Linked DNA regions of Homo sapiens: regions 1 and 3 are each linked to region 2. A link is an interaction called in ENCODE POLR2A ChIA-PET data of the cell type or tissue named here. Cell type or tissue: PC-3. All regions are shown on one strand.

Region 1 (8,000 bases), 95 kb after region 2:
AATAAATAACCTGATTTCCTGTACTTTGTGCAGTGTCTGAACTACTACAGAAAAGAACTGGTCAGGGAGTTGACTTCTGCCTGGCTGATTGATGCACCCCAATCTACATCATCCTTCAGAATGAGCTTAGTAGCCCACCTGGAGTACTACTCAGGAGCCATTGACATCCGGTTCAATGACCCTTCATCACCTCGAGTCCTCTCTTAAAATTTCCATTAAAAGAGGTCAAATGCTGCCTGGCAGCCTGTTAGTAGTTCCCGCCTTAAAGGCACCCAATTTTCATTTATGGTTTGTTAGTTATTTATGATGTATTCTTCATCAGGGCTTTTACTATAGCTTCCAATTCTTTTAGTGTCTTTTCTTCACCTGCTCAAAGAACTTCTGATTGAAAAAATTAACTTGATACCAAGGAAAATTGAATTTACTTCTACCTTTATCCTTTAAGATTTCTTTTATTTCTGGGTGATAGGTGATAAAACAGGATTTCCAACAACTACAAAGCTCCCCTTTCTGTGGCTGATAAATTTAATATTATCCCAGAATACTTGTTTAAATTTAAAAAGCTAACAGAAATCTATGCTATCAGAAAAGATCCCTCAAGTAAACACCTTTTTTTCAAAATAAACCTGCGTGTTTTTATCTTTTGTATTCTGATTACCATAAAAACAGACAATCACACATACAGAATTGTTTCAAAATATTAATGCTTTCTTATTCCAGGGCAAGCAGAGAAAGCTATAAGAACATCACATAGAGACTGGTATATAGATTATTATTGCAAACAATTTTTATACTGATCTAAGATTCATTACTGAAGCACCTAGCATAAAAATGTTTACAAAATAAAAGAGCTCCCTCTCTGCATAAAAAAGATCTCCGTATTTATGCCAGCAAAAATAAAATTTATGATGGCTCTCAATTGTAAGGCTCTGAAGCCAGCACTCAGAGTCAATTGCACTTTTCAACCAATGATCTCCAAGTGCTTTACCAATAAGGGTTATTGAAAGTGTTTCACACAAGAGCAAATACAGATGACCTATCAAAATCATGGAGCAAATTTCAAACCAGCTCATGAACTAAACACTATATAATGTATGTGTATTTATTTGTTTTAATGTTCACATCATGGTGTCTACTCCCTCGTTTTTGAAAAGTTTAGGACTACTTGTGTTAATTAACAAGCACCACAAAATTATAGCATATGGTTATGTATTCGTTTTAAAGGACACAAGTATTATATATGAGGCTCATTATTTCAGATTAGCATGTCATTAAGATATGTATGAGTTTGTTTCAATATACAGGGAGTGAAAATCAGTTGTGAAATATAGTGAATTCTCAAATATCTGTTTGAATGGAGAAAAGAAAGTACATGAGTTGCCTAAACTGGCTGTTTTAACTATTTATGTTTCCCTTAAATACTTTTAACTACATTTTTGTGTTTGGATGTGAAAATATTTTCATCCCAGAAAAACATAATTCATCAAACTGAACTGTAAAAACACATTATAAATATATGATGCGAGAACAGCAAAACACTGGTTAAGCTTCTCTGTGCACTCTTCTTTCCGAGTTCCATCCCCAACCCTCTTCTGGCCAGAAGGGAATAATCTCTCAGACAAAGGAAGCACACTCATGCTCTTTCTTTCTAAGCTTGCATCTTTCCTAGCTTATCCTGTCCCCGCAGAGAAAATGATTTTTACATATTTTTGGTAGTAAGTTAATCTTTAATTGAAATATTTTAGGCTAATAACTATGATTGAGCTAAATGCCACTGTTCCAATTCCACCACAGTTCATGTAATACTGCACTATTGCAGGTAGAGTCATATTCATTTCTGCATCTTTGTGGGAAGGAACTGTGATCTCTTTCCCGCCTTTATGCTCAGCGTCATGTACTGTGCCTAGTGTAAGGTGGCACTCGGTGAGAGTTTGAAAATACATAAAAGAACAAATAGAATAAGGTATAATCAAAATTGACATTGGCTCATCATGTCTGCTTTGACTTTGTTTTCCACAATAACACTTCCAAAGATGGCAAAGAATAGAAAAGCTATTTCTGCTGCTTAATCCACATATATTAGAAGAAGCAGCTTAATGTACCACTAATATGTATGCTATTTCTATAACAAAATGCCAAGCAAAAACAAATAGTAAAGCTGCAACCAGTGTAGATGTTTTATATAGTGCAAAGCTTGATAAAAAGAAAACTTCACATTTATTTATACAAAAACCTGGTGTGTGCGTGTATATATGTGTATATATTTACACATATATAGTTATGATCCCATTTCATTATAGTACATGTATGTCTTGCTTTTTCTTGTTCTTTTTCTCCTGCAGTTGAGAGAACTCTTCCCTCTATCCTTCTACAGGAATACCAGCAAGCAGACAACCCCAGAATCACATTTCATAACACAACTCCAGGAACCCAGTGGCCACAGAAAAGCCTTCTTTCATTGTGACTAGTTTTAGGACCTCTGGGATATTAATTCATCATTGTGCCCTCTCATCACTTCATCCATTATGCCTGTCTATAGCTCACGGAGAGCAAAGAATGACGCAGACGCCTACTGAAGCAATAGCGTGAGATTACCAACACAATGACTTTCAGTGTGGGTAGGGAATTGACGATACCGGCAGAAATGACTACAATCTGCTTTAGAAATATCCGTGTTGGTCTGGCCTTTTAAGGCTGCTACATAAGTGAGATTAGTAATATTAATCTATTCTTCAGCGAGGAAAGTTATTGTATGTGGAAAATTAAATAGGACCATCCATTTTAGAATTGAAATGCTAAGCTAAAACCTTCTTCTGCAGCCTCATCCTTTTTCTAGAGAGTGGTACATGTGTCAATGTTGCAGGAAAGCATCCTTGCTCTCTTCCTTTGTTTGGATCCGGTTTTACAAACAACCGTAGTATCCATTTCCTCGGCTTACAAAACCTGTGAACAAGCACAGCCGAGAACCAGCCATTTTATTCTTCCTTCAAAATGCATGAAAATGTCAACTGCCTTTTCCATGCTTCCCCATAAAACATCAATGAACTGATAAAAAGCAAATGAGTGTGCCTAGTTAACCAATAAATGTAGGATTTTTTTTTCATGTTCCTGTGAGTTAACTTGCAAAATTCCGAGATTAGCAACTAGTCTTTGAATGAACTAGAAACATAATTTTGTCTCTCACAAATGTAGACGCTTTGTGCTAACAAAGATTTTTCTCTGAACACTGTTTTTCACTCCTTGAAATGAATGGTAATAAGTAGGGGCTGAAAAACATGGAACTCACTTCTTTTTGAGACGGAAGCTGAGCGCCATCTCGTGGTGACAGGCCTCTATGACTCTCCTAGCATTGTAACTCAGAGGAGGAAAAAAAGGGCTGTAATGTTTTCCTGTGTTGTTCTTTTTAGCAGCAAAGACCAGTCTTGACTTTTGTAAGGAAAACTTTTGAACACTCACATCATATCTGAGGGAAGCAATACACTAATGCAATAATCCCAAGGTAAAGCAGATTTCTAGGTCACTGAATTTATTGTAATCTTTTTTAGACATTTACAAGTTATATTTGCTTAACTATAGTTCTATGCATTTCCTTAGAAGAGTAGGTCATTGGGGTACAGGAGGATGAAAAAAAAACGTTTAATTAGCCTCCTTGCTCTGCATGTGGATATTAATAGCTCTTATATTTGAAACCCAGTTTTCACAAATTCTTTTATCTATTTAACTTTTGAAATAAATTACTAAAATATTATCACTCTATTGAGAAAAAAATTGGAATACAGTCTTACTACTTACTGATACTTACTAGTACATTTGTCTTTATTTAGTATTTTATTCTATTACCCATTTAGTCAACTTGGACTGAGTCTAGCTATAGATTTGTGCACCAAATTAGCACTTTCAATATTTTTCCTACAGTAAAATTCTACTCTTCATCTCTAGCAAAGCAGCTGTACAACTGTCTTGCTTATCCCACATTACTCACATGGGAGTATGGTTACAAAGACAAACTGTATAAATTGAAATCTCTTTGTTGCTCCATTCCTTACGTTAGCAAAAAATAAAAACATTCTAGTCATGTCAACATATTAAGGATCAGAAACTAAGCAGATGGGTATCTTTTAAATAAGCATGAAAAAGAAAAGTTATGATTTGTTTTTCAGTTGCTTTACCAAATGAGACTTCTATAGATTTAAAAAAAACGTAAAGCTTTAGATCTCAACAAGAAAATCCATTCTTACAGTGGATTTACCTTGCTATCATTCTAGAGTCCAAGCCCGTCATAATAAGCGCAACCATAAATCCTTGGTCAGTGACTCTGAACCTATTGGCTTCACAAGGAATCATTTCCCAACCATAAATATAAGCTGATTGAAAACCAAGGTCATGTCTTCATGATGATTTACAGAGCTATTTAGGGAAACTGTCTAGGACTTAATCCAAATGAACAGGAACAATTTCCACAAATGTAAAAGTATGTTATATGGAAATATTCAAATAAATAGATAGACACATAATAGAATTTTTAAACTATGTTCTCTTCATTTTGTGGACTAAAGGCAGTGGGAAAAAAGATAAATAACTGATTGTAAATACCACCAGAGAAAGGCTGGAGAAATGAAAAAAATAGCAATGTTTAAGGAGAAAGCTGGAGTATATTTCTGGGCATACATTATCATACTGTGAGAGCTCACTCATCCCTGTCCTCTTCAGCCCTGAAATTCCTTGTGATATTATCCCTATCACTATTCCTTCATGGAAATCTCAACTGACCTCTCTGACTAGGTCAAATTGCCCTATTATGTACTTCATAGCACATGTATCTCAATTTCATAGCTTTTATCACAAAGGCAGTTTTATGTGATTATTTGATTAATTTGTGTCTCTTATATTGAACAGTACACTTCATAAGGATATCATTATATTGTGAGTGACACAGATATGCATGGTGTTTAGAACAGAGATTGGCCTCGATGAATAAATGTTCACTACATAAATGAATAAAAGAATGAAAGAAAGTAAAGAATTTGACAGTGATTCAAGTTTATATCTTATTTTGGATTTGTATCTGTATGTATTATATGTGAAGCCCTTGTTCAATCTACAAATAAAAAAACTAGCAATAACAAATGGAGTTGAGCAAAATTCTCAAGAATGTAAGATACCCATTTGAAATTAATTGGGTTCTTGAGGAAGCCTTGCAAACAACGTTAGGTCATTAAGTCAGTAGCATTCCAATATTCTCATAGACTGCATCTTGTCCCTTTCAATCCTTTCCCTTATTGCAATATGTCAGATGTCTGACCAACTTTTTTGTTGTTTGCTTGCTAACATTAACAAAGATAATAAAGTTTCTATTTTATATAAAATGCACTGCTAAGCTAAACTCAATACTCTAAACAGATGAGTGACATTGACATTTGCAGAAAATATTGCTTTCATAGTCCCGAGGCAGAGGGTGAAATATTTTAAAGCAGCTAAGGGTTAGCAGCATTGTTTCAAAGCTGAAACAGAATAGAATTAAACAGAGGGAAAAAAAGGGCTTGTTGAGTAGCAACTATTGCATGAAATGTCTTCCCAGATATATTCTTGTATGTGGGTGCTCATGCACTGGTGACGATGTAAAATATATTATTCCCTTAGGATAATCAAAATATGTGAAAGCCATTGTGCTTGAGCAGAGGCAAGCAAAAATTTTTCCCTAAAAAGCAGATATTAGAAAATTTAGGTTACACGGCCATATACTCTCTGTTGCAACAACCCAACTTTGCTTTTCTAGCATGAAAGCATCCATGGGCAGTACACTAACAAACACATGCATCTATGTTACAATAACTTTTTTTTTTTTTTTACAAAAACAGGCATCCAGTAGGCTTGGCCCACATGCCACAGGATCAAAAGAAGTGAGGCTCTTCTCATTTAGAATTTCTACAAATAAGAAAACTATGTATTAATTTGGCATCAAAAAACTCCAATGTCAGTGATAACGTGATTCTCATTTGAACAAAGGGACAGGATATGACATTTTTACAGTGTCCTAACATGCTCTCTGATGGCCACCTTCCATTTTACCTTTATTGACACAATGTTTCACACTGGCTTCCAAAAGATTTATAAAATAATTTCTACTTTTACCTATTGAGAGCCATTTGGATGAATAATTTCCAATTAATTCTCTTAATCTACTTCATATGCTTTTTTGAAAGTCTAATACGTTTACCTTCTTTCTCTTTCAACTGATTCTCTTCAGCATTTCACAGCCAGTGATATTGCCTTGACTGGGCCCTCAGTACTTTTATGTGTCAGATTCATCATCTTATTTACCAGACATCATTCATTCTCTGGTAGAGTATATGACTCAGGGACTGCTCAATCCACTGTGGAAAAAAAATATGATAATAAATTCACAAACATGAAATCTTGACTTTTCCACGTCTCTCTTTTCCAGTTGAGACCTTGATAGTTGAGAGCCCTGTATCTGCATAAATTCAATAGGCTCCAGAGAGTTAAGCCATTAACCTGGTATGATTCTCTAGCAAATTACAGTCACACATCAAAGATAATCTGTGACACTATTTCATGGATCTTTGAAAAGTCACTTGATTTTGTGTCAATGTCTTTTCTGGGGCTTTAGTAATGAGGTCTTATAAAGGACCCTAGAAAGACCACAAAAAGAGACAAGAAATAACTCCTCCTGGAAACCCTTTAGAAAATGGCTGTTTTGGAAAAGGAATCAAGAAACTAAGTTTATCTTATGAAAATTAGATGGTCTGTGAAAACACGGCTTCGTAGACTTAGAAGGGTTGATAAAGGATCTAAGCATAATCTGTTCCTCATATTTAAAAGACCAAAACTTAAGAACCAATTTAAGAGTAAGCAAGGAAAAGTCTGTGTGTCTCAAGATGCACCTCCAGAAATCTTGTCCAAAGAAGATTTAATCAGAAAGTCGTTTCAGACAAAACCTAATTTCTATCAAATTAATTTATACACATTTCTACTAATTTTCTACTTTTAAAAGACTTCATTTCTAGTAGCTAATTTCTGCTATTTAAATTCTACTGAGAACTGGAATATGTCTAACAACAAACTTAAGATCATTTTGATATTTAAATAAAGAATCCCAGCTTTCCCAACACATAAAAGAAGTCCTTTGTAACTATGATCTAACACTTCTTCAAAACACTTAGCCCAAAGCTCACTAGCTAGGAAGAAACTAAACCTCAGGGTTATGATTGGTTTTGTGATTATAGACCTGGTTTCTAGAACGGTTGTATGTTAGTCAGCTATTTCTATGATGATGCTGTGTAACAACCTTAAAATCTCAGTAGTTTACAAAAAGCAAGTGCACATATCTTACTCATGTATCTGCAGATGTTCTCAGCATCTCTGCTTCTAGAGGTCCAGTTCAGGTCAGCTCCAAGCGTCTCTCATTCCAGGAGCCTGGTCAAAAGAACATGATGACCTGGGACATGCTCTTATGGTGCAGGACAGGAGCACAGAACAACGAGAAGAAACACTCATTGCATCTGAAAGTCTGCACTCCTCACTGTCACACTGAACTTCTCCTTATATTTCACTGGACAATGTAAGCCACATGGTCAAGATTCAGGTCAGTGGATTGAGGAAGTATGCTCCACCTATAAGGAAGTCTCAGCAAGGGTGTGGAATAGTTACAGACAACAAACACCATTTACCGCTCACTGCATCAAAAACCTATTAAAAAAGACTTTGTATAAGCTCTTAAAGTCAATATCCGATGTTTACAAAAGAACTTTTGTGGCAAGAAAATATAAAAGCAAGTGAAAGGAAGGCACCCACATGATGAATTGCCGTGAAAGCCAGGCAAAGACTTTTGTATTTGATAATGACAACTCTAAGGAGCACAGAGAGCAGAGAGTTATTGCAGCATGTAATTCCTTCAGCCTGAGCTAGTGTGTAGAGAAGAGAGAAGAAATGTAATTTTCATTTCACTGGGAAACTTTATGACAGATTTGTTTTTCAAA
Region 2 (8,000 bases):
TTTGTTGATGTTGATACTATTACTTTTTCTTTGTTAGTTTTTCTTCTAACAGTCAGGTCCCTCTGCTGTAGGTCTGCTGTAGTTTGCTGGAGGTCCCCTCCAAACCCTCTTTGCCTGGGTATCTCCAACAGAGGCTACAGAACAGCAAAGATTGCTGCCTGTTCCTTTCTCTGGAAGCTTTGTCCCAGAGAGACACCTGCCAGATGCCAGCCAGAACTCTCCTGTGTAAGGTGTCTGTTGACCCCTGCTGGAAGGTGTCTCCCAGTCAGGAGGCACAGGGGTCAGGTACCCACTTGAGGAGGCAGTCTTGAGGAGCAGAGCTTGAACGCTGTGCTGGGAGATCTGCTGCTCTCTTCAGAGCTGTCAAGCCAGGATATTTAAGTCTGCTGAAGCTGTGCCCACAGCTGCCCCTTCCCCCAGGTGCTCTGTCTCAGTGAGATGGGGGTTTTATCTGTAAGTCCCTGACTGGGCTGCCGCCTTATTTTCAGAGATGCCCTTCCCAGACAGGAGGAATCTAGAGAGGCAGTCTGGCTGCAGCAGCCTTGCTGAGCTGGGGTGGGCTCTACCCAGTTCGAACTTCCCAGTGGCTTTGTTTATGCTGTGAGGGTGAAACTGCCTACACAAGCCTCAGCAATGGTGGATGCCCCTCCCTGCACCAAGCTCAGGCATCCCAGGTTGACCTCAGACTGCTGTGCTAGCAGCTAGAATCTCATGCCAGTGGATCTTAGCTTGCTGGGCTCCGTGGGGGTGGGACCCACTGAGCCAGACCACTTGGCTCCCTGGCTTCAGCCCCCTTTCCAGGGGAGTGAATGGTTCTGTCTTGCTGGCATACCAGGTATGAAAAAAAGAAAAAAAAATCCTGCAGCTAGCTCGATGACTGCCAAAACGGCCATGCAGTTTTGTGTTTGAAACCCAGGGCCCTGGTGGCATAGGCACTGGAGGGAATCTCCTGTTCTGCCAGTTGCAAAGACTGTGTGGAAAGCTCAGTATCTGGGCTGGAGTGCACTGTTCCTCCTAGTACAATCTCTCACGGCTTCCCTTGGCTGGGGGAGGGAGATCCACTGACCCCTTATGTTTCTCGAGTGAGTCCATGCCCCACCCTGCTTTGGCTTTCACTCCATGGGCTGCACCCACTGTCCAACCAGTCCCAATGAGATGAACCAGGTACCTCAGTTGGAATTGGAGAAATCAGCTGCCTTCTGCATCAGTCTCGCTGGGAGCTGCAGACCGGAGCTGTTCCTATTCAGCCATATTGCCAGCAAATCCTACGTACGGTATTATTTAAATGTTCAAATGAAGAAATAAAAAGCTACACGTACAGGATATGAGATACAATTCTGAAACTTTTGTACATGTATATCAGGGTTAATAATTAAATTCTTAATTATGAGATCCAAATTTCTCATTGTCAGAGAAGAAAGTTACAGAAAAGTGTAAAAAGAAGGCTAGAATGAACTCCTTGGTACAGGATTAGATTTGGAGACATTAGTATGAATTTATGGTTAGATTAATATACATTCAGATGGTTAGATACAGATACCTGTGTATAAATAGATATGTCTGTATATACAGGTTACATTATATACATTTATTACCTATCTCTTCTTCAGAGAGTGATTAGAAGCAATGATATCTAGTAAAATCTAGCACAAACAGTGCCCAGTTCATATGTTTAAGCCAAAAGTATTTGACTAATACATACTTTTGACCCTGAAATCACTTTTTTGGATACTTTATACATAGCTTCAATATGTGAGAATTACATTTTACCTGTAGTATTCTAAATTAGCACAGTGCAGTAGGACTTTCTGTGATGAAAATATTCTATCTCAGTGCTATTCAATATAGGAGAATATAGGAGCTACTAATAATAACACCTAACTCTTGAACAATTGCAACGTGACTTATGAAACTAAAACACCTAACTTAATTGATTTCATTGTAATTTAATAGCCACAGGTGGCTAGTGGCTACTGTATTGGATAACAGAGTTTTCAGATAATCCTTCAGATGGTATGTTCCCTCAAATCAAGGGACCACCATCCTAATTTTATATTAAAATAGAGCTGTTAAATACACTGCACTATATAAATATATTGAGCAAATAACTATTATAGATAAGAAATACAAAAGGCATCGCTTTAATATATATACAATAGAAAAACAATTATATTGTTGCAAATGTGTATTTGAAATTCAGGTGATTTTTAACCTATAAGTGGGTTTGAGTTTTCTTTCTCTAATCCTAAGCAATTGATGTTTCCTTTCTTCTGTGCTCTGGATGAGGCATGTCTCTTTGAACTGGCTTATCTTATATTGTCTGTTTTCTTGAGACACAACCTGACCTGATGAAATGTGACACGCTTGTCACTTTTTGTTAAAAGTGAACAAATATTTGTTAAATGAACAAATATCCATGTAACTAGAATGTTTTCCCATTACTGGTTCCTGGCAGGTATTTGTCTAATGGCAAGGCCCTAAATGAAGGAAAAAAAATCATCAGCATTAAATAAGCAGCTGAGGCCTCAACAAAAACAGTTAAAACATTAAGTCCAAAAGAAAAACATATATGTTTTCAGGATTTCGTTGTCTTGCATTTTCATGGTATCTTTTTGCACTGTTGAATAATAATTATTTCTAAAGTAAATGATCAGAACACATATTGGTTTGGAATGAGGAATAGATAGCAGGAAGTGATGAACTAAATACTGTATTCCTTTTTTGTGGAAAGCATATTTAGTGAAAAGGGAGAAAAATAGTGCAGACAGTGCATGATATATGACTAGAAGTTTTTCTTATGAGAATAATTTTCTGAATTGTCCAGGAGGCATTATATTGTAAGCCATGTTCTTAGTGATGCAGAAAATTTCTACTTATAATGCCATATGAATTCCACCTTCCACTATTATGAAAATGAGGAGTAACAAAAATATTCTCCATTTGCTTTCTGTTGCTCTCAAAATTATTAAGTTAATAATATGAAAAAGTATTTATCTAAATGGCTATCTTTTAAAACGTCAATGCAAGGCAAAAAACAGTGCAATACCATTTGATTTAATTTCTACATGCTTAACAAAAGATAACATATGGTTGAAAGAATGTAGTTTAGCAAGTAAAAGTAAAACTAGAAATAATTTCAAGGAGGCAGAATATTCTAGATTTACCTTTAGCTGTCACAGATAAAAAGGATTAATTAATGAAGTCTGCACTCCATAGATAAAGAACTCCATTGGTACTTTGTTAATTTTCTTGAAAGAAAGATAGTCCAGGTTGAATTTCCTCTTTAGCTTGAAATGGATTCCAGTTTTTCTTTCTTAATATCAGGAGAAAAAGAAAAGCAGAGTATTAAAGCTAAAATTTAATCATAAATATTACATTAGTAATATCCTTCAAAAATTTGCCTAAATATGTAATATGTGTATATAAAGTCATGAATATCATAAACTTCACAAGAAATCATCTAGATTTTTCTTTCAATCTAAGAATCTGGAATCTTTTATATTTCATATAATTTATGACATAATAGAATATTAACATTACAAAGTGCTAAGTTAATCAAATTAGATTTCATGTGCATGATGACAGAATATAATTTTTCATATTATTTATTCATTATTCATTTTTATGAGTAAAAACAATGCAATGCTGCCATTTATTGTAAATGCCTTCTCAATGCTGTGCCAGACAACTTTGATGATACCTACGAGATAAGTAGAACAAACATAACAAATAAATAGTTATATTCATGTATGGACACAACACATAACTTTGGAAAGATTTACTAGGAAATAGTCCTGCAGATATTATGAAAATGTCAAAACCCACAATGATCAATAACAACCTATAATATTACATTTGAGGTTTGACCAAAAAATAAAAGTATATCCCAAACACTCAGTGTTGTAAAAGTTTTAAGTGATTTTATCAAATGAGTTAAAAAATTAATCTGTTATTCAAAGCAAGAGAAAATTATTTTTTAACGGAATATTTTCCTCACAAAGTGTAGAATATTTCCGCATGTTGAAATGCAGACTTTGACACCACTTCCACAACAATTTCTCAGGATTAAGAGAACGTTTTGTTTGCTAGGTGCACATTGACAGTGGGAATAAGAAAAGTGGTTGAGAAAATAAAAGTAAGAGGAAAAAATCAATAGAAATAGAATGAATGTGATTATAAAGCTCCAAAGGAGGATCAAAGTATGACTTCAAATACAAGAGAACAAGAACTAGTATTTGCATGGTAAAAGTGAGACTGTAAATACAGGAGACCAGTACAGGAGCCCAGATTTAAAGCCTGTCCCATTAATAGGTCAATTACATACTATATTCTAAAAAACATGAACAATTTTGAAATTTAAAAGGGTCATTAGTAATTCTGGTGAGCCAACAGACATAAAACAAGGCATGTGATAACCCTAACCATATGCAAGTGATACGGTTTGGCTGTGTCCCCACCCAAAATTTCATCTTGAATTGTAACCCCCTTAATCCCCATAATCCCCACTCGTCAAGGGCTGGACCAGGTGGAGGTAATTGAATCCCAGGGGTAGTTTCCCCGTGCTGTTCTCATGATAGTAAGTGAGTTCTCATGAGATCTGATGGTTTTGTAAGTGCCTGGCATTTCCCCTGCTTGCACTCACTCCATCCTGCCTCCCTGTGAAGAAGGTGCCTGCTTCCCCTTTGCTTTCCGCCATGATTGTGAGTTTCCTGAGGCCTCCTCAGCAATGCGTAACTGTAAGTCACTTAAACCTCTTTCCTTTATAAATTACCCAGTCTCGAGTATTTCTTCATAGCCCTGTGAGAATGGATTAGTACAGCAAGTTTCAAGAATCTTAGAGAAGGGAGAGGTGACTCACTAAGCAACCAAAGCTGGCTCATTTCCCCAGCAATTTGATATGCAGAATTAGGAAGGAGAAGGGATTTTCTCCTTCCATGAATTTTCTAACTCACTATAATTGCTGAATAAAACTAAATTAAAAAAATTTTAAGCTTTACTAACAGTTTTAATTGGTGAAGAAATGTCACAGGTAAGGTGGCACAGATAATAATGGATACATGAAGAAAGTTAGTATGGTTAGAAAAACAAAAAGAACAATAACAACCATTCAAGGGCTGACTATATTCTGGGTAATAAGCTAAGCATGTACCGAGTTGAATGAAACAAATTCAGAAATGTGAGTTAACTTTTGCAAACTAACATAGGTGTCATTCTAATCCAAGACTTTTTGAAATGAAGATTTAATAAACTTTTTCTCTGCTATAATGGCTCTCTTTACAAACCTGATGCTGTTCCATTTCACTATGAGCATAAGTTGAACTTAATTCCTCATTAGAAATCTGACTGTATTCTGCTGGAGATAAGTCAAAATATATATGTTAAATATTGATCCATGGGTTAGTACTTAAGTATCATAAATCAAATGTTTCTGTACTTACTTCTTCCAATTTTTCCATTCTCATTCTCTGGGATATCCACCCCTCTCTTTCCTACTGAAACTTTGCTAATTCCAATGGCTAATTCTTCATCCCATCTTAGTTGCCTATTAATAGTAACTTACAACTGATAATTCTCTCCTTTATGAAACAGCTTCTTCATTTGTGACTCTTTCTCAGTATGCTTTGCTTGTTCTTTTTTATCCTTCAACCTTAAATGTTGCCATACTTAAGGGCTTATTCACTCATCTTTTTTCTTCTCCACTCAGATCTTTAATGATCACATCTCATAATATACACCATACACTTGAGAATTACTCCCAAATTTGTATCTCCATTCTGGATCTTTTTTTTCCTATCAGAGTCATAAATCCAAATCCTTGTTTTTAATGGGTAGCTCAAATAGATACCTTAAAGTGTCCAAAAACAAACTTCTGATTTAATCCCTGAAACTTGCTCTTCTTGGAGTCTTGCTTTCTCCTGTTGTGGACAATGGCAACCCTGTCAGGTTGTCCTCAAACATTTGACTTCCTTCTCAGGTTCACATCGAACATCCAATCCATCAGCAAATTCAAGGCAAATGGTATTGTGAATTCAATCACACCTCCCAACCTTCACTGCCTATACTATTATCATCTCTCTCTTGAATTATAAATGGTCTCTTTGCTTTATTTTTAAATTTTATTTTGGATTCAGGGGTGTATGTGCAGGTTTGTTATATAGGTAAATTGCACGCCATAGGGGTTCAGCATATAGTTTATTTTGTCACCCAGGTAGTAAGCAAAGTACCTGCTAGGTACTATCTTCACCCTCTTTCCACCTGCCAACTTCAGGTAGACCCTGGTGGCTATTGTTCCTTTCTTTGTGTCCATGTGTATTCAGTGTTTAGCTCCCACTCATAAGTGAGAACATACAGATTTGGTTTTCTGTTTCTGTGTTAGTTCGCTTAGGCCAATGGCCTCCAGCTCCATCCTTGTTGCTGCAAAGGATTTGACCTTGTTCTTTTTTATGACTATGTAGTATTTTGTGGTGGATATGTACAGTAGTTTCTTTATCTTGTCTATCATTGATGGGCATTTAGACTGACTCTATGTCTTTCTACAGTGAATAGTACTGTGATAAGTGTATGTATACATTGTCTTTATGGTAGAATGATTTATATTCCTTTGCGTATATACCTAACACTGAAAGCAGTGGAGGAAGAACCTCTATCCAGTAAATGGTACTGGAATAACTGGCTAGCCTAATGCAAAAGATTGAAACTGGACCGCCTCACTTATATCATATTTAAAAATTACCTCAAGATGGATTAAAGACTTGAATATAAAACCTAAAACTATAAAAACTGTGGAAGATAATCTAGGAAATACCATGCTAGACATAGGCCCTGGCAAACATTGCATGATGAAGATGCCACGAGTAATTGCAACAAAAACAAAAATTGACAAATGGGACCTGATTAAACAAAAGAGCTCATGCACAGCAAAAGAAGCTGTCAACAGAGTAAACAAATAACTTACAGAATGGGAGAAAATATTTGCAAACTATGCATCTGACAAAGCTCTAATATCCAGAATCTATAAGGAACTTAAATAAATGAACAGGCAAAAAACAGACCCATTACAAAGTGGACACAGGGTATGAACAGACACTTTTCAAAAGAAAACATCCATGTGGCCCACAAGTATATGGTCTTTTGCTTAACTTTTGTTTCACCCTTCATAAGTAGTCCATTCTCAACACAGAGTAGTCCTTCTAATGCACAAGGCAGATTCTTGTTATGCTTCTGCTCAAAACTTCCCAGTGGCTTTCTAACTCCAAAACCCAAAGTTCTTATGATGGCTTACAAGCACTTACATAATGGAGCACCCCACTCCTTTCTAGTCTCATTTACTACTATTTCTTCCTGTACCCATTTACTTCTGACACACAGGCCTCTTTGCTGTTCCTGGAGCACAGCAAGCATATCTCAAACTCAAGGCCTCTTCCTTTGCTATTCCCTCTGCCTCGAATGATCTTCCTCCAGATATCCTACATGGCTTGCTTCATCACAACCATAGAGCTCTGCACAAATGTCACTTTATCCATAATATCTTTCTTAACAATTTTAAAGACAGTACCAAACTTTCTATATCTTTTGTTTTATTTTTCTTTTTGTTCCAGATTTATTGAAGTATGATTAACAAATAAAAATTGTATGTATGGCCAGGCACAGTGGCTCACGCCTGTAATCGAAGCACTTTGGGAGGCCGAGGCAGGTGGATCACGAGGTCAAGAGACCAAGACCATCCTGGTCAACATGGTGAAACCCCATCTCTACTAAAAATACAAAAATTAGCTGGATGTGGTGGTGCGTGCCTGTAGTTCCAGCTACTCGGGAGGCTGAGGCAGGAGAATTGCTTGAACACGGGAAGTGGAGGTTGCAGTGAGCTGAGACCATGCCACTGCACTCCAGCCTGGTGAAACAGCGAGACTCCACCTCAAAAAAAAACTTGTATATATTTAGGGGTACAACATATGTTGATATATGCATATGTTGTGAAATAATTTTCACAGTCAAGCTAA
Region 3 (8,000 bases), 86 kb after region 2:
AAGCATCCATAACCAACAAAACTATTTAGCAGAACCACGAATCCATAGCAACGTCCTACTAGCAGTATCTAAGGCAGCCTATACAACTTCCGATGAAAGTGCCTACAAAGATTCAGTAAATCATGAAAACTCACACACAATTAAAAAGTAAGACTGAGAAGCAGCCTAAAGACATCTTCAGTAGTTTAAGGTAGTTGGTTCAGATTGAAAAAAAAATCCATCTGATTTCATTTAATGAAAAGTAATGACGATCTAGAAAAATGAAGAAAGCTGGTTCTCACTCCTTCAATGACCTGCCTTTCATACAGAAAGCAAGGGTCTACACACAAAAGGTCTTCCAGAAACCATGTGAGCAGAAGACGAAAATGACTCTTGGAAATACATTATGTGCTGAGATGTGTAGCTCATATTAAAGTGGATCAGGAGATTTTAGGAGAGTATAAATCCCATAGCAAAGAGCCAAACAACAAAGGAAATGAAGTTCTCTTGACTACCTGCTAAACATCCCAAAGGTTTGTATGTGCTTCTAAACACTTAAGAACTATGGCAAGCAAAGTATTATGATACTTAGAAAGTATTAATAGTACTGGAAACAACTGTGGCTGTAACTGTTTTACAGACCTCCTTGAGTTACCTAGAATGTTGTGCAGGGATGAAGGGGAAGAGCTGATACCTGTTTAAATTTGGAGCCTACCGGAAAATTCCCCTCACTTTTTGGAGCAACAGAGACATATTTACCACGTGGCTAATAATACTGCAGTTACAGGACCCTTTACTCTTTTGTGTCATTTCCAAACCCCCATGCCAAACTTTACATTAATAACTTTGCATTACTTTTTATAAAGGACTGCCAAAATTGTATAAGCCTGAACCTTCACAAAACTTTGATCTGCTCCTGGGAGCAGAGGAGAAAGTTTAAGGCCGTATGTCATGGCCCTACCATTGAACAAACACACAGAAATCCTCCCCCTCTCACTATATTAGAGGTCATTACTATGTTGGATTTTAACCCAAACTCCAAAGCAAAGGCCTCTCTATTTTGTAAGAAGTAAAATTTAAGTATATTTCTCCTACAGACTTCTATGACTTATCACAGCCCCTTCCCATGTGTCTTCTCATTATTCACACAGAGGCTTATGCATGTTATGTGGATATTAGTATGTTTACTTTAAATAATACTTTTCTTATTATGAATAAAGGGATAGATACATGTCCAATAGAGAAAAATTCGAGAAGTGCAAAAATCATACCATAATTTCACCTCTCTGAGATAACCACTACTAAAACGTATTTCTTTCCAGTTACTATTTGGATTTACATTTTCAATTGAATTATATTTTGTATACAATTTGGTATACTATAATTTTTACTTAGCATTGATTTAGCTTTAAATATTTTTACTTTAAATATTTTACTTAGCATTGATCTGCTTTAAATATAATTTTTACATACTGAAAAAATATTCTTTCACATGGATGTAGTCTAATTTACTTAGCCAGCCCCTTACCGTTGATTATCTAGGTTGTTTCCACTTTTTCCTTTTTACAAATAAAGCTCTGTTAAGCATGCCTAATTGAAATTTTTGTTCTAATTATTCTCTATGAATGCATTCCTAGGAGTCCAAAGTTATTAATTTATTTAACTTTTATTCTAGAAATATGCCAATTCAGATCCCAAAACAGTAAGAATTTACACATGGTAATGTGTATTTATTACTACTGAGTATTAATCTTTAATTATTTATTTGAATACATATAATTGTATCTGTGGTTTTTGCATCCATATTTATTAAATTCCTGGAAAAATTAAATATATAATTAAGTTTTGGACTGTTTATTATCTTATAAATTGGTTGATCATATTCTTTCATATTCTAACAGAACCTTCATATTTTCATATTAATGTTTTGACAGCTCCATAAATTAACTTGATTGTTCTCATATCTCACATGTTCTCATATGTGCTCCTAATTTTCCCTTTGCATTATCACTTTATGATCTTCTTTGACTTTTTAAAAATGTCTCCATAGTCAAATCTGTCTACCTCTTTGTAGATTCTTTATATGTCAATGCAAGATATAAGGTCTTTGGAAAAATTCAAAATTCAATGGTGAAATTCACTATAACTTTCCTGAAATCCAGCCCTTCTCAAAAAATTATTCAGTGTATGCTATGGCTTAGCTGTTTGCCCTCCAAAATGAGGTTGAAACCTAATCCCCAGCAAAACAGTATTAAGAGGTGGGGTCTTTAGAAAATGATTAGGCTCCACTGTCATTGATAGGATTACAATCTTTTAAAAGAGCTTGAGAGGGTAAATCCTTCTCTTCCATTCCTTCATCATGTGAGAGCACAACGTTCATCCCCTCCAGAGAACACAGCAACAGGACTCTATCTTAAAGCAGAAAGCAGTCCTTGGCAGACATTGACCCTGCTGGCCTTAATTGATCCTGAATCTTGGACTTCTTAGCCTCCAGAACTGCGAGAAATAAATTTCTATTGTTTGCAAATTACCCAGTTTCAGCTATTTTATTACAGCAGCACAAATGGACTAAGACAGTGCATCTAGTGTTTGAGAGTATCTTATGGCGATGATATATATTCATTGTTCCCTATTTTATGACATGTAACAAGATAATAAATTAACATATCTGAATCATAACTCAGGATTGCACATATTTCAGAGATGAGTTGATTTTAAGCTTTAAGTTTTATTTTTAATAATCTCATTTCTTTAGAATAGCTTGGGATTTAAGAAAATGTTGCAAAGACAGCCCAGAGAGTTCCCATATACCCCACACCCAATCTTACATTAGCCTCTTGCATTTGTCATGATTAGCTCATCAATATTGACATACTGTTATTAATTAAAGTGCATACTTTGTTCAGATTTTCTTATTTTTTACCTAATATTCTCCTTCTATTCCAGGATTCTATCAGGATGCAACACTGTATTTAGTCATCATGACTCCTTCATCACCTCCTGCTTTGACACTTTCAGAATTTCTTCATTTTAGATGACCTTGGCAGTTTTTAGGAGTGCTGGTCAGGTATTTTGTAAAATGTTTCTCATTTGGGATTTGTCTGATTTTTTCTCGTGATTAGACTGAAGTTAAGAGTAAGAAGAAGACAACAGAGGTAAAGTGCCATTCTTATCACATCATATTAAGGATGCATATGACATCAGGGTTGTGTTTTGATCTGAACCCCTTGGAAGAGGCAGTGTTTATCAGGTTTTTCCACTATAAAGTTAGTATTTTTTCTGCCTTTCCATACTGCATTCTTTGGAAGGAAGCCATTTAATCCAATCCATAAGAAAGGAATGTAAGCTTATGTTCCACCTCCTTGAGAGCAGAATATCTTCATAAATTATCTGGAATTTCCTATGCAAGAGTATATTTGTGTATTCTTCTCCATGAACCTATTTATCCAGTCATTTGTTTATATCAGGATGAGCTTATAAGTATTTATTTGATACTCTGGGATATGATTAAATATGTTCATGATTCTTCGACATGTACTGGATTTTGCCATTTTAAGAGCTTTCGGAAGGTTCAAATGTCCCTTTGACATACCCCATACCCTCATTATTGGGTGAGTGATCGTGTATGTATATGGGTCTTTGGATACTTCTTTAAATTTTGACACCACAAGATGCTCCAGGATTATATTATATATTTCCTGCCCAACAACCAGTCATTTCTTCAGGAAGCCATGGTTCTTTTCATTGGACGACGGTTTTAGAAACAAGGTCTAGATCCCAAATATGCCTGTTGCTGCTGGAATATCTTTGTTTCTTGGCCCTCTCAGAGTAAAAGAATATATGTGTGTATACTAACCAGTATACACACATATATTTATAAATATTTCTATATGTATCTATTTTTATCTATATTGAGCTAAACATAATTTATACTGATATCTCCAACTCTAATTCATTAACTACCTTATAGGTAAGTAATGCATCCATGTTTCTCCCCTTGTTTGTTTGTCACCTCCCACTTCAAAAGTGAGAAAACTGGCTCTCACCTTCAGCCATCTATTACTTAATTTTTCAGTTCCAGGATTCATGTATAGTTGGTTCAAAATAGTTAATCCATATTCCCGTGGAAAACAACTTTATGAACTAGAATATAGTCTTCATCAGCTCATAGAGTGCTTATAGGGCTTTTGCCATCAGTCTTAGTTTCCATTCCTTTCCAAAGTTGCTTAGAGTGGCACCTTTTTCCCGCAGTGCCTTTTCATTAGGTTTTTCAGAAATTTGTAATAGCCCTCAAATTTCCTAGAGGACCAACACAAGAAATGTTTATTCGAGCAATTATATATCTTGCTTATTTATAAACATGAAATAAACACCTTCCTAATTCAATAACAGATTAAAAAATTCAATACCCAGAAGAATATGTGTGCTTAATTTTATCTTTAAAGGTATATTCTCAGAATAAAGTAACTACATACCTAAGTACTTTTCTTGTTTTACCTTACTTTCTGAACCAAAGCTAAATTTGAATCTCAAGCACAGTAATTCATTCTGCAGTGTCCAATAGTAGCTATCCCAGCTTCTTTTCATTGGTTTTGATTTCTCTTCGATTTAGTAAATCATGTTGTTTATATCCTATTTATTTTTAAGATGCCTCGGTAATTTTCATGAATTAGCAGCATTAAAAACATAAATAAATAATCTGAATTATTGAGTCTCCAAAGTTCTGAACATACTGAACTCTTCATGTGTATATGTATGTAAAATATGTACTACATGAAAACACTAACACCATGAAAAAATAAATTTTCCAAAATTATACACTGTGTGCTTACTCTGGGTAAAGTATGCACTGTGGGATATATATAATCATCAATCTTCAAGTTCCTACAATTTAGTTAAGAAAAATAACATTAAAATGAAAAAAGACTTTAAGGGGGCATGGTGGCTCACGCCTGTAATCCCAGCACTTTGGGGGTCCGACGCGGGCAGATCACGAGGTCAGGAGATCGAGACCATCCTGGCTAACATGGTGAAAACCCATCTCTACTAAAAATACAAAAAATTAGCCAGGCGTGGTGGCAGGCCCCTATAATCCCAGCTACTCAGGAGGCTGAGGCAGGAGAATGGCGTGAACCCCAGAGGCAGAGCTTGCAGTGAGCCGAGATCGTGCCACTGCACTCCAGCCTGGGCAACAGATAAGACTCCTGTTAAAAAAAAAAAAAAAAAGAATTTAGAGCCAGGTGTGGTTGCTCATGCCACCAGTGACTTGAGAGGCTGAGGCAGGAGGATTGCTTGAGCACAGGAGTGTGAGGCTGCAATGAGCTATGACAGCCACTATACTCCACTGGGGCAACAGAGTGAGACCCCAACTCTAAAAATAAAAATTAAAAAAAGAACTAAGTCTACGTGTGTATTACTTAGCTTTTATGCTACTAATAAAGATATATCCAAGACTGGGTTATATATAAAGGAACAGAGGTTTAATTGACTCACAGTTCCACATGGCTGGGGAGGCCTCACAATCACGGTGAAAGGCAAATGAGGAGCAAATTCTCATCTTACATGGGGGCAGGCAAGAAAGAGCATGTGCAGGACAACTCCCCTTTAAAAAACCATCAGATCTTGTAAGACTTATTCACTATCACAAGAACAGCACAAGAAAGACCCAACCCCATGATTCAATTACCTTCCACAAGTCTCTCCCATGACACGTGGGAATTATGGGAGCCACAATTCAAGATGAAATTTGGGTGGGGACACAGCCGAACCATATCAAGATGGCTATATAAAAAAGCTAATCAAAAAAGCAAATGGCTATATGAAAGCTAATAGAATGATATTTGGAATGTGGGAAAGCGGTATTGATTGGGTGTATTCTGGAAGGTTTCATTGTGAAAGGCCATTTGTTCATTTATTTTACAAGTATTCATAAGTACTTTTGACATGCCAGAGACTACACTAAGTGTCAGCAATCTAAAGATAAATGAGATACAGTCCTTGACTTAAGTAACTTAAGTCTAGACCAGATTTTCTCGTAGATCTGACATTAAAAGTTTGGTAAAATTGAAGGAGGTATAAAGGCAGGAGAAAGAGCTTGAGACATTTTATAGATACCTGATTACAAAATGATAGCTGAAGAACAGTAAGCAGACCGACCTGCAAAATGTCAAAAGTATCAAAATACAGAAAATGCGTAACTCTAGGTTGAACTCTAGGCTGAATATAGAAAACTCAATAAGTAGTTCAAATTTGTACTAGACTTTTAAAAATGAGTAGGGTTAATAGACACAGAGAAGAGTGTCAGGATAATTACAGAGAAAGAATTATGTATATATAGATAAAGGTATGAAGGCAAAATGCATTGATTAAGTAAATGGGATACTCTGTCTGAAGTGAAGAAATTAAAAAATATTTTAGGACTCGAAAAATAAGCTGAAGCCAAAATGAAGATAAACTTAAATATCCTGATGAAAGTTGTAGAAAAACTGGTTGGCTACACTTGTCTACTAGTTGTCTGATGTACAGAATGATATTTCAAAGAGGAGGGAGTACAAGTTAAGATGGTTTTCACAAACCCAGGCACAAAGTACTGAATGTGAGAATAAAAGAACAGGCATAGTAGCTATCAAAAGAGTTAATTGTATAAAATATAATTTGAAGATTTGAGTCTAAGTGACTAGAATGAGAGAATTAGAAAAAATAGAAATTAAAGATTTTTGTTAACAAAAGAATGTCATTTATAAGGTTTAATTTTATATCCCTACAATACCATTCTGTAAATATACAACAGTGCTTGTTCTAAATATAGATAAGGAGATAGGAAGAATTGATTTGAGATCGACTTGGAAATCAGCTTCATGGAAGTGAGAGTTGATACTGTGAGAAACGAAAGTATAAAGAGAGATGAGAAGTACTTGGACTAAAGTTCAAATAATACCGACTTCTGGCAGAGAGCAAAAAGAATGAACCAAGCAGAAGGGAACAGAATCCGGAATTGGCACTATGTCAAACTGCACTGATCCACCTCTCCAGGACTGGGAAAACTAGAAATGAGCCGATGAAAATCAGGAGACTGAAGTAAAATTATGTCATTTGCTTTTCTTAAATGTCTAGTCAATCGTTGTCTGTTTTTCTTGACCTGATATTTACAGAGTTGCTCAATAAGTTCTAGTAGTTAATACAAAGTCTTTTTGTTTGGTTTTTTTTTTTTTTTGGTCTATGGACATGAAATATGGATAAATGTAAGCCAAAGACTTTACAAGGAAAGGAGTTGTTTGTTCATCCCAACTTACAATAAAACTAAACAAAAAGTTATTGACTGTCTTCCATTAATTAAAGCAGTTTCATCTCCTATGAGCACCCACTAAATACCCTGAATTTATTCTAAAAACTTCAAACACTCAGCTCACCAGCTTTAGCCTGATACTGTCCACCACCTGAACACATTGAATTTTTACCTATTCCTGAAGGACACGTCCAACTCCCCTGGTTTTCCTGCTTACCTTTGTTTCTTTCTCCTTTCTCTTTCCTCATCTCTTCCTCCTTCCAATCCCTAGTATCTTCTCTGATAAAATTAATTGCTAGTAACATTTACTGTCACTTTCAAACTGACCCTTTGGGCACCTTTATCTGAGTAGAACCAGTTTAGTAAGTGTAAATACAATCATTCAATGAACATATATTCCGAACCTACATGTTACAGGGCACTGTACTAAGCTACAGAAAAACAAAGTTACAATGAAGTGTTCGGTCTACTGCAGGATATCCCATTTTTCCTGAATTCAGTTTAAATATTCAGATAACTATGGCCATACAAAAAGTATTTCCCCCTGGTAGAGGCTGGGAGTGTAAGAACCAGCCTATACTCTGTAGCTAAAATTTGAAGATATAACTTCAAATTTTAAGTTCAAGTTATAGCTCCAAATTTTAGCTACAGAGGAGCCATTTGGAGTCATCTGTCACACCTTAAAAACTCTAAACTCAATAGCTTATAAGATCCTCAAGCGACTGATAAAGAAGGC

Evidence for each region. Peaks named below come from ENCODE experiments on the same cell type or tissue, not always from the same donor. Only the 100,000 strongest peaks of a DNase experiment are listed, where the experiment ranks them.
Region 1: POLR2A ChIA-PET joins it to region 2 with 5 read pairs; 2 of 35 experiments call an interaction of 5 or more read pairs at or near these places.
Region 3: POLR2A ChIA-PET joins it to region 2 with 7 read pairs; 2 of 35 experiments call an interaction of 5 or more read pairs at or near these places.

Annotation. Positions count from the first base shown.
Region 1 is chr14:28,606,105-28,614,104 of GRCh38, forward strand. LINC02300 (long intergenic non-protein coding RNA 2300) reads right to left here and starts at 7,553. Exons shown (of 3, transcript XR_001750690.2): 1 at 7,355-7,553; 2 at 6,218-6,374. It overlaps LOC107984684 (a long non-coding RNA gene), which reads left to right. Exons shown (of 3, transcript XR_001750691.2): 3 at 1-6. In PC-3, a CTCF peak has its summit at 3,317 (motif pointing left); a DNase peak (open chromatin) is centred at 3,307.
Region 2 is chr14:28,510,968-28,518,967 of GRCh38, forward strand. No RefSeq gene overlaps it. Among named protein-coding and RNA genes, the nearest start is that of LINC02300, 99 kb to the right of the region's middle. In PC-3, no CTCF peak of the experiment used is centred here; a DNase peak (open chromatin) is centred at 4,824; H3K27ac peaks cover 509 bases.
Region 3 is chr14:28,596,792-28,604,791 of GRCh38, forward strand. All of the region lies in intron 2 of LINC02300 (long intergenic non-protein coding RNA 2300), which reads right to left. It overlaps LOC107984684 (a long non-coding RNA gene), which reads left to right. Exons shown (of 3, transcript XR_001750691.2): 2 at 2,926-3,134; 3 at 6,788-8,000. Among named protein-coding and RNA genes, the nearest start is that of LINC02300, 13 kb to the right of the region's middle. In PC-3, no CTCF peak of the experiment used is centred here; no DNase peak of the experiment used is centred here.